Linked DNA regions of Mus musculus: all the other regions are linked to region 1. Evidence: chromatin loops called from intact Hi-C (ENCODE). Cell type or tissue: heart. All regions are shown on one strand. Region 1 overlaps Lrrc8d (leucine rich repeat containing 8D). Region 2 overlaps Lrrc8d (leucine rich repeat containing 8D). Region 3 overlaps Lrrc8d (leucine rich repeat containing 8D).

Evidence for each region. Peaks named below come from ENCODE experiments on the same cell type or tissue, not always from the same donor. Only the 100,000 strongest peaks of a DNase experiment are listed, where the experiment ranks them.
Region 2: a loop joins it to region 1, with 1.8 times the contacts of the local background. A loop is called at or near these places in 3 of 42 quality-filtered maps.
Region 3: it touches region 1 in a loop (1.8-fold over the local background); 2 of 42 quality-filtered maps call a loop at or near these places.

What each region holds. Positions count from the first base shown.
Region 1 is chr5:105,729,671-105,733,670 of GRCm38, reverse strand. It overlaps Lrrc8d (leucine rich repeat containing 8D), which reads right to left. Exons shown (of 3, transcript NM_001122768.1): 2 at 1,297-1,441. Among named protein-coding and RNA genes, the nearest start is that of Gm42166, 27 kb to the right of the region's middle. In heart, a CTCF peak has its summit at 1,617 (motif pointing left); DNase peaks (open chromatin) are centred at 1,040, 1,540, 2,330 and 3,130; H3K4me3 peaks cover 1,876 bases; H3K27ac peaks cover 1,270 bases; H3K27me3 peaks cover 2,483 bases.
Region 2 is chr5:105,798,685-105,802,684 of GRCm38, reverse strand. All of the region lies in intron 2 of Lrrc8d (leucine rich repeat containing 8D), which reads right to left. Among named protein-coding and RNA genes, the nearest start is that of Zfp326, 76 kb to the left of the region's middle. In heart, no CTCF peak of the experiment used is centred here; DNase peaks (open chromatin) are centred at 2,274 and 2,604; H3K27ac peaks cover 331 bases; H3K27me3 peaks cover 1,178 bases.
Region 3 is chr5:105,791,450-105,795,449 of GRCm38, reverse strand. All of the region lies in intron 2 of Lrrc8d (leucine rich repeat containing 8D), which reads right to left. Among named protein-coding and RNA genes, the nearest start is that of Zfp326, 83 kb to the left of the region's middle. In heart, no CTCF peak of the experiment used is centred here; DNase peaks (open chromatin) are centred at 2,349 and 2,933; H3K4me3 peaks cover 1,409 bases; H3K27ac peaks cover 927 bases; H3K27me3 peaks cover 805 bases.

The sequences.
Region 1 (4,000 bases):
TTGCAAGCCTTTGATCCCAGCATTCTCGAAGCAGGCACATCTGAGCTCCAGGCCAGTCCATGCTACGTGGTCAGACACCAGTCCCTGTCCCACCCCAAGAGGGATGGTTGCCACTGAGGGGCATGGACTTAAATTCAGTAATCAGCTTGCCTCTGAGAAAGCATGACAACCAACAAGACAAAGGACTGGAGCATGTACAGAAAAAGCCCCTCCTTCTGGCAGAGCCTCCCTCCTCTCCCTCCTGCCACTTGCTCACACCTCAGCCTCCAAAAGAAGCAAGACGTTGCTGCTGGCTTCTCCACGGCTCAGACATTTAGCTTGTCATAACAACCATCCCAAACAGAGTCTCCTCAGCCAAAGTGGTTCCCTAGCGAGATGGCTGTCTCCCGTGAATAAATACAGCCAGGCCTTGCTCCACTGAGGGAGAAGACGTCTAGGCCTGTAGAGGAGCATCCTCTGAAATAAAGGTGTGAAGTCTACACTGTAAGTCCACCTGTCCTGGAGCATCTATCCTCCTCCTCCTAGCACCTGGAACCAAGCAAGGCATGGTTAAGAAATCATGTCTACCTGGTAAGTCTCAGGAAAGTCATCTCTATTTTAGTTTGGTGGCAACTGGAGTTTAATAAATTTAAAATGTCTGGCTCGTATTTATAAAGCACCATGTTTCCACACAGCGAAACCACAGCAGCGTTCACCAGCCAGACACCAGACTAAACACCTCAGAACTCTCTGCTGTTGCTTTCTCATTCATGGTCCCTACCTTTCCGAGTGTATGTCTGCACCACCAATTCCCTCAGTTTGTGATAGCCTGGCTCTACAAGCAACCCAGCTCCTTAGCTAGCTTCCCAGCCTTGCTGTCAAGCCTTTTGTAAGCTTCGCCCAGGGCTCACCAGCTTCCTCCTTCTCGCTCCACTTTCGCCCTCATACCAACTTCAGCAACACCCAACAGTCTCGAGCTTCCCAGAGCGGTATTTAGACAGCCTCAGGCCAAAGAGTGAGGAACAAAGAGCAGCTGCTCCGGGCAGCAGCTGGAAAGAGTGGTGAGGGCAGCTAGGGACTCCAGGAGGCAGCCCAGACAGTCCCAGGGCAGCCCAGCCTGGAGAGCACCAGTCTAGGGGAATACCCTGAGGTCCCCAAACCACGCTGCCAGAACCTTCCTGCCCTGTCCCATAACACCTGGGCGGTGGCGACAAAGTGACGGAGACTCCTGGAAGAGGACATGGTGGCAGGCACAGGCGATCGAGAGAGAGAGTCCCCGCGAGCAACGACCCCTCCTTCCCGCCCCAGCCCGCGCACCTGGACCAGGTGGCCACCCTGCTCCCTCAGGGCGCTCTCGAGGACTCGGCTGCGGGCAGGCTCCGGGGGCTGGAACCGCTGCGACGCGAGACTTCACTCCTCCATCCTGGGAGCCGGCAGCACGTTGCAGTCAGCAGTGCACTTCCTGTTTCAAAGAGAGCGAGAGAGAGTGTGTTGGCAGAGGGGCCGTGGAACAGCCAGCAGCCGCGGATGGAGCGAGCAAGCGAGGGGCAGCGGCTCGCACTCGCACAGGCAGCCATCCAGCCAGCGATTGCACGCCGGGGTCCGCGGCCACCCGGCTCGCTTGCCCCGATCCGGCCTCCCCCTGCCGGCCGCAGGTCCAGCCCCAGCTGCAGGACGCACCTCCCTGCGCAGACTTCACGCTCAGGCTCCCTGGGGTGGGCAGCGGGCACTTGGCCTTCGCCTCCCCGCTGCCTCACCTCCCTACCCTGCCTCCGCCTCCCAGGAGAAGAATCACCTCCGGGAAGGTATAAAGACCAGAGCCTTGCCAAGGGAAAGGAGGCAGCGAGTATGCAAATCTGGGAAGTTAGCAGCCACATCCCAGCAGATCCACGCGCAGCAGGGAGCTTCAGGATAGGAAATTACTTGTCTTGTGCCTAGCTGACTCAAAAGAGAAGCGTGTGCACAGCTACCGCAATAGAGCTGTCACGAAATGGGGGAAGGGGGTGGGGGTGAACCCTGCAAATATTGAGTTCCTCCTAGGGTCTCTCCATTCAGATCAAGGGGATCACCAGCCCATTTACCATATACCAATCCTCCCCGAGAAGGAAACCCTCAACTTTTCTTCCACATGATTATGAATCACAGAAAAGTTGTAAGTTCTGAGGTGACGTTCAGTTTGGTCAAAGTCCAACTTACTTTCCTTTTTTGCTTTTTTTTTTCCAATGTATTTATGGCGGGGGAGGTGGGCGGCGCACGCGGAACGCGGTGTATGTGTGGTGGTCAGAGGACAACCGGCTGAAGTCAGTTCTCTCCTTCCACCTCATGGGTTCTGTGGTTCTAACTTAAGTGGTCGGGCTTGATGACAAGTGCCTTTACAGGCTGGCACCGACTTAAAAGTAAATTCAGAGTACTAAACTAAGGCGCACGAGGAGGGGTGGGGTGGGGCACGCAGCGGGAGATGACTCAGCAGTAAAGGCACTTGTCACCAAGCAGAGGACCCACATGGTGGAAGAAGGGAAAGCCAATTCCCACAATCTATCCTCTGACCTCCATGACTGCAGCAGCACACAAGTGCCCACAAACATGTAAATAAATATTCTTTTTTTAATTTGTAAAAAAGTAAACAGGTGGCTCAAAATCTACCAAAGGCAAGATCTCACCAACTCCCAGAGTTGGCCAGAGTTTGCAACGTGCCTGCCCCTGTACCTGGAACTATCACACAGCAGATGACTCCTTGTGGCATCAACCTGTTAGTTTAATTAAGTTGCTCTTGTTTCTAAACAGAACAGAAACAACAAACTATGATTATTCTATATATATTTTAAAAAGCTAAATTCTGACAGTAAGAGGAAACTGTTGCAAATTCAGGTCCTATTCAGTGTTAAGCGCCTCAGTCTTAAGACCAGCTAGGTCTTAGCGGTTTCCCAACAGCTCTATAAAAACCTTGCTCCCATATTCCCAGATGAGGAAACAGGGTCAAGAAGTTAAGTAACTGGCCCGATGTCTCAGCTACAGAGTGGTCCACTGGAGAGCTGAATCCAGGTTTTTGCTAAGTATAAAATCTGGGTCATTTCCTCTATGTTCTGAATTCCTAGGACAATAGTGAGTTCTAGGGGAGAAGTCAAGGCCAGAGACCATCTGGGATCCATCCCTTGTCTCAGAATGGTCCTGTTATTTACAGGCTCCCACTGTGAGGGAGCTGGGTTTTTCACCCAACTGATTTTGCAAGGACCTTGATGACTAAGGGGAATGGGGGGCATGGGGTGCACTCATCCAGGAACTGTACTGCCTCCGTCAGCCTCTTCAGAGTTACTTAGTAGCAAAAGTTCAACAGGTTTTGATGGCCACTCAAATGCCAAGGGACAAAGTCTGTCCAGTGCAGAACCTAACGAGCTAATATCTGTCCCACGGATTGCTTTCTGTCTAACAAGGCAGGTTTAAGAAGGCAAATGCTGCTTGCAAAAACACAAATGCCTGCCTGAAGTTTTCAGGAAAATGACTGGCCATTCCCCATTGGCCATTTCCTTCGTTAGCACCTACTTGACATTCATCTGTCCGTAGCATGTAGCTGCTACCCTCCAGACACAGGCTAAGAAATGGAACATATCTTTAAAAGTCAGGAGTCTTGGCAATAAGGACATTCTAGACACCTACACAGAACACAATCCTCATCTCTCTGGCCCCACCCTTCCCCTTCACAAGATAGAGGGGCACAGACCTGAGCTGTATGTAGATGACATAAATGAATTCAAGTTTGGCAGAGATAGGGCAGAGGCCTCAAAAATCAGTGACCCTCACCCTAGTCTGCAAATTATCTACAAATCTCCTGAAGGGCTCTGAATCCATTTAGGTCCTGCTCTGCCCACCAGTATCCCACGGCCGGACCCAACAATGCTTTTGACAAACGGAATGCTTCTTCCCAAAGGGCTCACAAAGTCCCCAATCAGAAGGAAAGCCAAGGAAAGCCTCAGCTCAAAACTTCCTGCAGTTTTTAACCTGCCAATAATCACCCGCTTCAAAG
Region 2 (4,000 bases), 69 kb before region 1:
GTTCCAGGATAGCCAAGACTACACAGAGAAACCCTGTCTCAAAAAAAAAAAAAAGTACTTATTAAGAAAAAGCATTTAGAAATAAGATCTGGACAGACTTTTTTCCTTATCTACATAGCTAGTATTTTCTCTAACACCATCAAAGGTCTTAGAGTGGAGGATACAGAACAGGAATTTACATGAATAAATAACTGACAAGTTATAAGAGCAAATTAATATACTATAAAGTCACATTAAAATCAAGTATGATAGTAACTCTAACAAAGTTAACAGTAAACCCGTGAGAGGCAAAATACACTGGACAGTTGAGGCGATGATGATTCAACTCAGGCCACTGCAATAAAACACCCAATAATGAGAGCTGTCTTGAGCAAAGGAGGGGGCCTGGCCTCATAAAGACTGCATCTCATGGGAACCAGGAGAATGGAGAGATGGGTTTTAGAACATTCAAGAGTCCAGTGGTTTGCTGTAGTTCCTCAGACCCCCAGAGAGTGGTGAGGGGTAAACTTCTGGAAAATTTAAGGATACAGGGATATTTTCCAGGAGTCAGGCACCGGAAAACAGTGGAGAGAAAAGGATAGAGACGGGAGAATGGATGTTTGTTTGATTTTTCAGGTTGGACAGCTAACACACTAAAGTAGAGAGAGACTTGGGTGGAGCTAACATGACTATTCAAAGTGAACTAGAGAAAGACCCACAAACTAGTCAACATGTGCCCGATGAGATGCTCAGGGAGACACAGGCAAGAGCAGACCCAGGGTCATCAGCATCCAGAGGACATGGCAGAACTGGGCAAAGGAGGGCTATGGAAGGAGTTAGAGAAGGCGCTCGGAAGGGGCCAGTCGGAAGGGGCCATCATGAAACCCAGGAACTGGCTCCAGACACATACGGCAGGATGTGCAGGTGAGAGCCCACTGACAGCAAGCTACACTTCGAGGCTTCGCAACAAACGAAACCTGGCTCAGGCAGGTCAGGCCCAAACCCAAACTTGAATATTTGCTTCTTCCAACTCACCTGGATGGAAAAGCCTAGCTTGGGCTGCAGCAAGGAGTGGAAGGCAAAAGCCACACTTTTAGGCAAGGGAAGGAGTTAGGTGGGAGAAGCTGACAGAAGCTGAGAAAGGGCAGAGGCATCAAATTATACACACAAACACATTCTGACTGGGGGTGTGCACAAGCGCGCGCACGCGCACACACACACACACACACACACACTCACACTCACAGTTTGTTTAACCTTCACACCTTTACGAAGGGATAAAGATGAGAGAATTCCTACCCCTGTGAAAGTTCCCTTTCCAGTGTTTGTTTTCCCTTTACTACCCGGGCAAACATTAACTTTGCTAACCACCATCTCGCTCACCCAATCGTAAAACCTTAAAGGGTCCTTCTCTGTAGTCGAAGGGGGGAGAAAAGGGTGAGTTGTAATTCCCACCTCTCCTCCCCAACACACACACACACACACACACACACACACACACACACACACACACACACAGAGGAGCAGCTCTGTGAATATCTTATAATGCAGACAGGGTCAGGCTCTCCCACCAGGCCAAAGTCTCTGGGAAGGCTAAACATCCAGAGAACTCAAGTTAGATCTCACTGGAAGGAAGAAAGCATGAAAGGAAATGTTTGCTCTTTCTAAGGGGAGTGTCAGCAACAGTGGCCGGATTTACTCTATGTCCTTGGTCACAGTGGGGTCGGGGGTGGGGGAATGAGGCAGATAGACTGCAGGCATCTTCACAGGGCAATCTTCAATTGTTAGCCCCCTCCCCCCAAACCACTCCCCTCCACCTCTAAGGGAGCCAAGAGTCTCATTTAGAACTTGGCATACTTAGGACTTTCTTTTAAGTCTGCTTTGCAAAATAACATTTCCTAAATTAGTGTTTCTCCAAAGACGAACCACGAGAGCCCATACACGTTCTCTGCTGCTTAGGGAATGGAAAAGAAAATGAGGTATTAAGAGAAAATATTTCTACCTGTTGCTTTTAGTTACGGGGCCACTGGTTCCGCAAGCAATCCTTTACCAGGCTGCAACTATCACCTCTGCCCCAAGGCTCCTTGCTGTCCTCAGTGCTATATGAGGAGTCGGTGCCGCTTAAGTGACTCAGGTTGGGAATTCGCTAATGTCACAATCACCGGCAGAAGAAAAAGCAGGCCTGAGTTTGCACAAGCACATGGAGAGACAGGGAGGCACAGACGTCAATTACAGGCCTCCCCTGGATGCTGTCATCGACCAACCTCAGCAAGCTTCCTGCCCCATCAGATCTGACTTAATTGCTTTTCATTCCTGCTGTGGAAAAGCAGACACTGAGCTGGCTCCTGCCGTCCCAGGCAGCAATATGGCAGACTCTCGCACACCCCTGTATACTGCAAAGAAGCACAGCCAGGTTTTAAGGAAATACTAAGAAGCAGGTTGATAGTATTTTTCCATTGGTTTAAAAATAAAGCATTCGATGCTTTGAAGGAAAAAAAAAAGTGTCTCAGAATTATGGAACAGGAAGCAGCAGCTGGACAGAGCAGCCTTCATTTCCTCTGAGAGCCACCGAGGAACTCTCCATTGAGACAAAAGCAATGCTGAGGTTAGCCCTATTCTACCCCACAACAGGGTGCCAGAGCTGGATGCAATGTGGCTGGTCACATCAAAAATTACTGCACACCGTCACTCCTGCAGCTTCAGGGCCCCAGCATGAAGCTGCCCGTCCTCCCCCTACAGTCTGCCTCCTGCTCACTCTGGAGGCATCAGGAGCCAGGCTTCCGGCAGTAGCCTGGAACACACTGAAGCCTAGCCTGATTTCCAAGCTTCTTGCTGCTACCCAGGGTTACAGCTGAGGCTCTCAATCTCACTGTACCTCAGTTCTCTCCTCTGTGAAATGGCAGTGAGGTCACCTACTTCACAGAGTAATAAAGTCACACTGAAATAACAGACTAGAATAACAGTAATATACACTCTTAATACTACAGGGGCTTCCTAGTTTCAATACTTCCACAAATGATATCATTTCATTTGAGCCTTAACTGATACACAGGATGGGGAGTAACGGTGCAGCATCACCACCACCATCATCACCACCACTACCATCATCACCACCACCACTACCACCATCATTATCACCACCACCATCATCATCACCACCACCACTACCATCATCACCACCACCACTACCATCATCATCACCACCACTACTACCACCATCATCACCACCACCATCATCATCACCACCATCATCACCATCATCATCATCACCACCACCACCACCACCATCATCATCACCACCATCATCACCATCATCATCATCACCACCACCACCACCACTACCATCATCACCACCACCACTACCATCATCATTACCACCACTACTACCACCATCATCACCACCACCACCACCACCACCACCACCGTGGTCAGAAAACTGTGTCCCAACTCCTCAGCAAGAGTCCAAGTCAGAGGCTGGGAGGTGATTCTGAGAGTAAAACTGCTTGGAGTAAGTGAAGAGATCTAAAGTCAATTTTCCCAGCACCCATGTAAAACGCTGGGTCTGATGTCAGACAAGACTGTAATCCCAGTGGGATGGAGTAAAGATGGGGTTCCTTGGGGCTTACAGTACTAACATAGCTGGAGATTCAGTGATGGACGCCATTTCAAGAAAATAACATAGAGAACAACAGAGCAGGACACTCCGTATCTTTCTCTGGTTTTACATGTAGGCATGCACACACACACACACAAAGGTAGGCATGCACATACAGATATACATACATACACATATACGCAGGAAGGCATGTACATTCTCTCCCTCCCTCTCTCTCTCTCTCTTTCTCTCTCTCTCTCTCTCTCTCTCTCTGTCTCTCTCTCTCTCTCCTACACCCACACCCACACAGAGAGGCAGCCGGCATGCACACACAACTTCAAGCCATCTGAAATGCATCTGGCAAGACTTGAGTGCCAGGTATGGGGTGGCAAATTATGAAAGTCACTTATACTTCAGCCTGCACTC
Region 3 (4,000 bases), 62 kb before region 1:
TGTTACATTTAACAATCTGTTGTACTTGGTGTTCTTAGACTCCCTATGAGCCACACACGAATCCAGTCCCAAGGTGTCCTGAGTGTCCTGCCCTTTGTAATTAAATGTTAGATGATGCAGGTCGGTCATCCATTTAAGGGAGACTTTGAAAAGCCGAAAGCCAACCAACAGCCCTTGTACGGTACCTCTAAATGACAACACAGGTCATTTAGGAGAAGACAAACTCAAAAGCTGACCTGTCTCCCTAAGATTCTTACGGGGAGGACCTACCCATGACCCAACATCAATTTCCAGCAGCAGGAAGAGGGTGGAGTCCCAGCATAATTCTTGTCCTGATCATACACTGCTGCTGGGCCCAGGCAAGGTCGCCACATGTCTCCAAGCCTCAGATCCCTCATGTGTGGAGAAGCAGCCTGGATAGATGGACCTGTAGGCACCTTCATGGCTCAAACTGTTAAAATTTAGTTTCTACTTAGAAATCCAAACTCCAGTGTGTCCTAGCAAAGCCTTCCGTCCCACCGAAAGGTTGAGTGAACAGGGCTGCCTCCGAGTTTTCGTACCACATCACCTGCAGTTCACTGGTGTGAACACACTAGGATATAACTGTTGTTCACTCAACGAACTGAGCCACTTCAGAGGAGAGAACGTGTCTTACTGGTCTCTGCATATTTAATTATCTGTTTCTGGCTGATTTGGATACAAGACGCATGATCAATGGCTATAAAATAAATTCTCTGAATTACGGTGTCAAAAATTCATTGGGCATTTCCCTTTGTTGGGTGAAATGGGGGCTGGTACTATATTCTAAGGATTTACCAACATTCTCATGAAACATTTTTAAGTTAAATGACAGGGGTCTCCTGTGGATGATAGAGGTTAATGAAAAATTTGTATATTCTAAGTAGCAAGTCCACATGAATGACACAGAAACAACCTGTTCCCGGTGTGTAAGGTCCCAGGACCTCTGGTGAACCACTACTCTGTGACTCACCTGGGAGAGCTGTCACCTATCACTCACTCCCTCTGCTCCTCTGTATGTGGGCACAAATCCCACCACGGTCATTTTTTTTATTAGGTATTTTCCTCATTTACATTTCTAATGCTATCCCAAAAGTTCCCCATACCCTCCCCCCCTCCCACTTCTTGGCCCTGGCATTCCCCTGTACTGAAGCATATAAAGTTTGCACGACCAATGGGCCTCTCTTTCCACTGATGGCCGGCTAGGCCATCTTCTGATACATATGCAGTTAGAGACACGAGCTCCGGGGGGTATTGGTTAGTTCATATTTTTGTTCCACCTACAGGGTTGCAGATCCCTTTAGCTCCTTGGATACTTTCTCTAGCTCCTCCATTGGGGGCCCTGTGATCCATCCAATAGCTGACTATGAGCATCTACTTCTGTGTTTGCTAGGCCCCGGCATAGTCTCACAAGAGACAGCTATATCTGGGTCCTTTCAGCAAAATCTTGCTAGTGTAACACCACCACGGTCATTTTTAACAATTCAACTGTTCAGAAGAGTGAGCTCAGTGGGGCAGAACCTGGAAAAAACTAAATCCCTTGGAGGGAGGGAGAGAGGCGGGTGGAAAGGTCTGGGGAAATCAGAAATGTTTTTAACAAAGCGGTGTAATTCAAGAAGGGAGTTACATGAGGCCGAGGCAAACAGGGAAGGGGTAAAGATGTCTTTGGCCTGAACATGTTTTGTTTTCAAGTTCTGAAACAAAGGCTTAAGCTGTACGTGTCTGCTCTTCTGTATTTATTCTTCTGGCTCAGTTCATCCCTGGCGATTAGGAACCAAAGTGGTAAAAAAAAAAAAAAAGCTGTTGCTGGCTCTCTGGCCTCAGAGCAGAGTGGCAGACAGGAAGGCTGGCACCTGCAGGATGGATGGGAGGCCTTGGAGACCCTTTGTGTTCCCAAGGCTAGGTCACGGCAGCCTTTCCACCTGAGCAGATGCTGGCAGGTTGGGCTGGAGGTGTGGGTTACTCACAGGGTGTTTCTTGTAACACAACACCCGAGTTCAGCCGAGCAGGGCTTCCCTCAAACCTGCTCCCTGTCCACTTGAACCCCCACAGATCTGCACAAAAGAGCTGTTGACAGGTAGAAGGCTCGGGCAGGAAAGGCTAAGCTGGAAGTCCTAGCCAGTTAGGCAGAACCGAGATGACTCAGCAGGCTGGGGCTTTGACCCTGAACTGGGGGGAGCTCTACCCAAGTGCCTGCTACAGATGCTTGTGCACAGACTGGTCTAAACCCAGAGCCCATCTGAAGACAGCAAGTAGCGCAACCTGGCACAATACACAGACAGGTTTTCCTCATGAGAGTCAGCCCTTGGTCCTGGGTAGCAAGCAGCTAGCTACCAAGGTTTGGCAGAGAACATCAGCCAAAAGCCCAGGCAGATACCCAGCCAGTGGCTGTCCTGTCAGACTGTGGTCCTGAGACAGGACTCGGATGCCAAGAACAGCGGAGGTGGGGGTGAGGGGTCTGTGTGGTTACACACAGTAACTTCCAAAGCTGAGCTGTCAGCAATGCCGGGCGGGCGTCATGAACTGGCCTGGGCGATGACAGCAGCTGATGTCTATGCTTTTCAGCAGCCGGGATGAGCTTGCTCCTGGCTGCCGGCCGCCATGCAATTTACTCTGCGTGTGTTTAATGTAAAATTCACCTCTGGGCTGCCGTGGTCACCTACAGATGCCCACCAGCAGAACAATCTAAGCCTTTTATGAAAAGCAATCTTTCCTCTCGTGGTTTAGTCACACAGGGATTAATTATTAAAAGGGGCTTGGAACATGGCAGTGTAAACATCCGGGGAGGAGAGGTCTGTGACTAGGAAGCTTCCAGCCCTGGCTGAATCTGCGAGCGGGACTTAACAGGGCTCTGCGCTCCCCTAGGAGAGAGACCTGAGGGGTATCCCTGAAGGAATCCACCGCTGCTTCTCTGCCCACTCTCTTCACTAACTAGGCAGGGCTATGGAGGCCCTCCCTGCCTGTGGACTTTGTGTTGCCTGAGGGTTGTAGGTGGCTCTCCCTGTTGGTAGCCTGCCAGTTTCTGCTGCCCCGCTGAGACAGGGAAAGAGTACTTAAGTCCACAAGGTCCAGTCTATAGGAAGTAGCATCAGTGTTTAAAATGGCCGGGGGGGGGGGGGGGGGAGTAGGGGATGTGGCTAACAATCAGCTGATCCTTGTCCTCATTGGTTCTGAATGTGGACTGGGGTTCATACCTCCTCTCTTCTATCTTTTTTACAGTTGATATTCAAGACAGATGTGCAAAACCATGGTGAAAGGGAAGCTTAATAATTTGCTTGGTCTTATTTGAGAGTGGATAGTTTACCACTCTCCACCAAATTCTTGGGAAGATAGTCAAAAAAACATCCAGGAAATGCTGTTATCTATCCATCCATCTACCCATCCATCTAAATGTGTATGAGTATTTCGTCTGCATGTGTATCTATGTACTAGGTACAGGACTATTACCTGCAGAGGTGAGGAGAAGCCATTCGCTTGCTTAGAACTCTGTTACTGACAGTTGTGAGCTATCACAAGGATGCTGAGACCTGAACCCATGTCCTCTGGAAAACCAAACCGCTCAAGACACCTCTCCAGCCCGTGAGTGATGAGTTCTTAACACAAATATCACCAACGATTTAGCACATGGACATGGGATTCTGATCCCACACAAAGTTTCTCCCTGATGTTTTATGTGCCACGGGAGGAGAGGATGTGAGGTAGGGGCTGCTGCTTTCTGAAGCAGAGAGGAATCTACAGGCATCGTGACACTCTCCACAAATTCTTCCTGTCTCACAACCTAACATTTCAAACTACCATTCCTTTAGAATGAGTTATTTAAAACTTCAATATATGAAAAAGGTAGCTATGGGTGGAAGATGACCCACAAGGCTAACAACAGTCAGTACAGTGCAGGTCATTATCTTATTTCAGCCTTAAACCCTGCAAGTTCCCTGTGACATCAGTGTGAAGGGAGAATTCGTCCTGCAACAGAAGTGTGCTG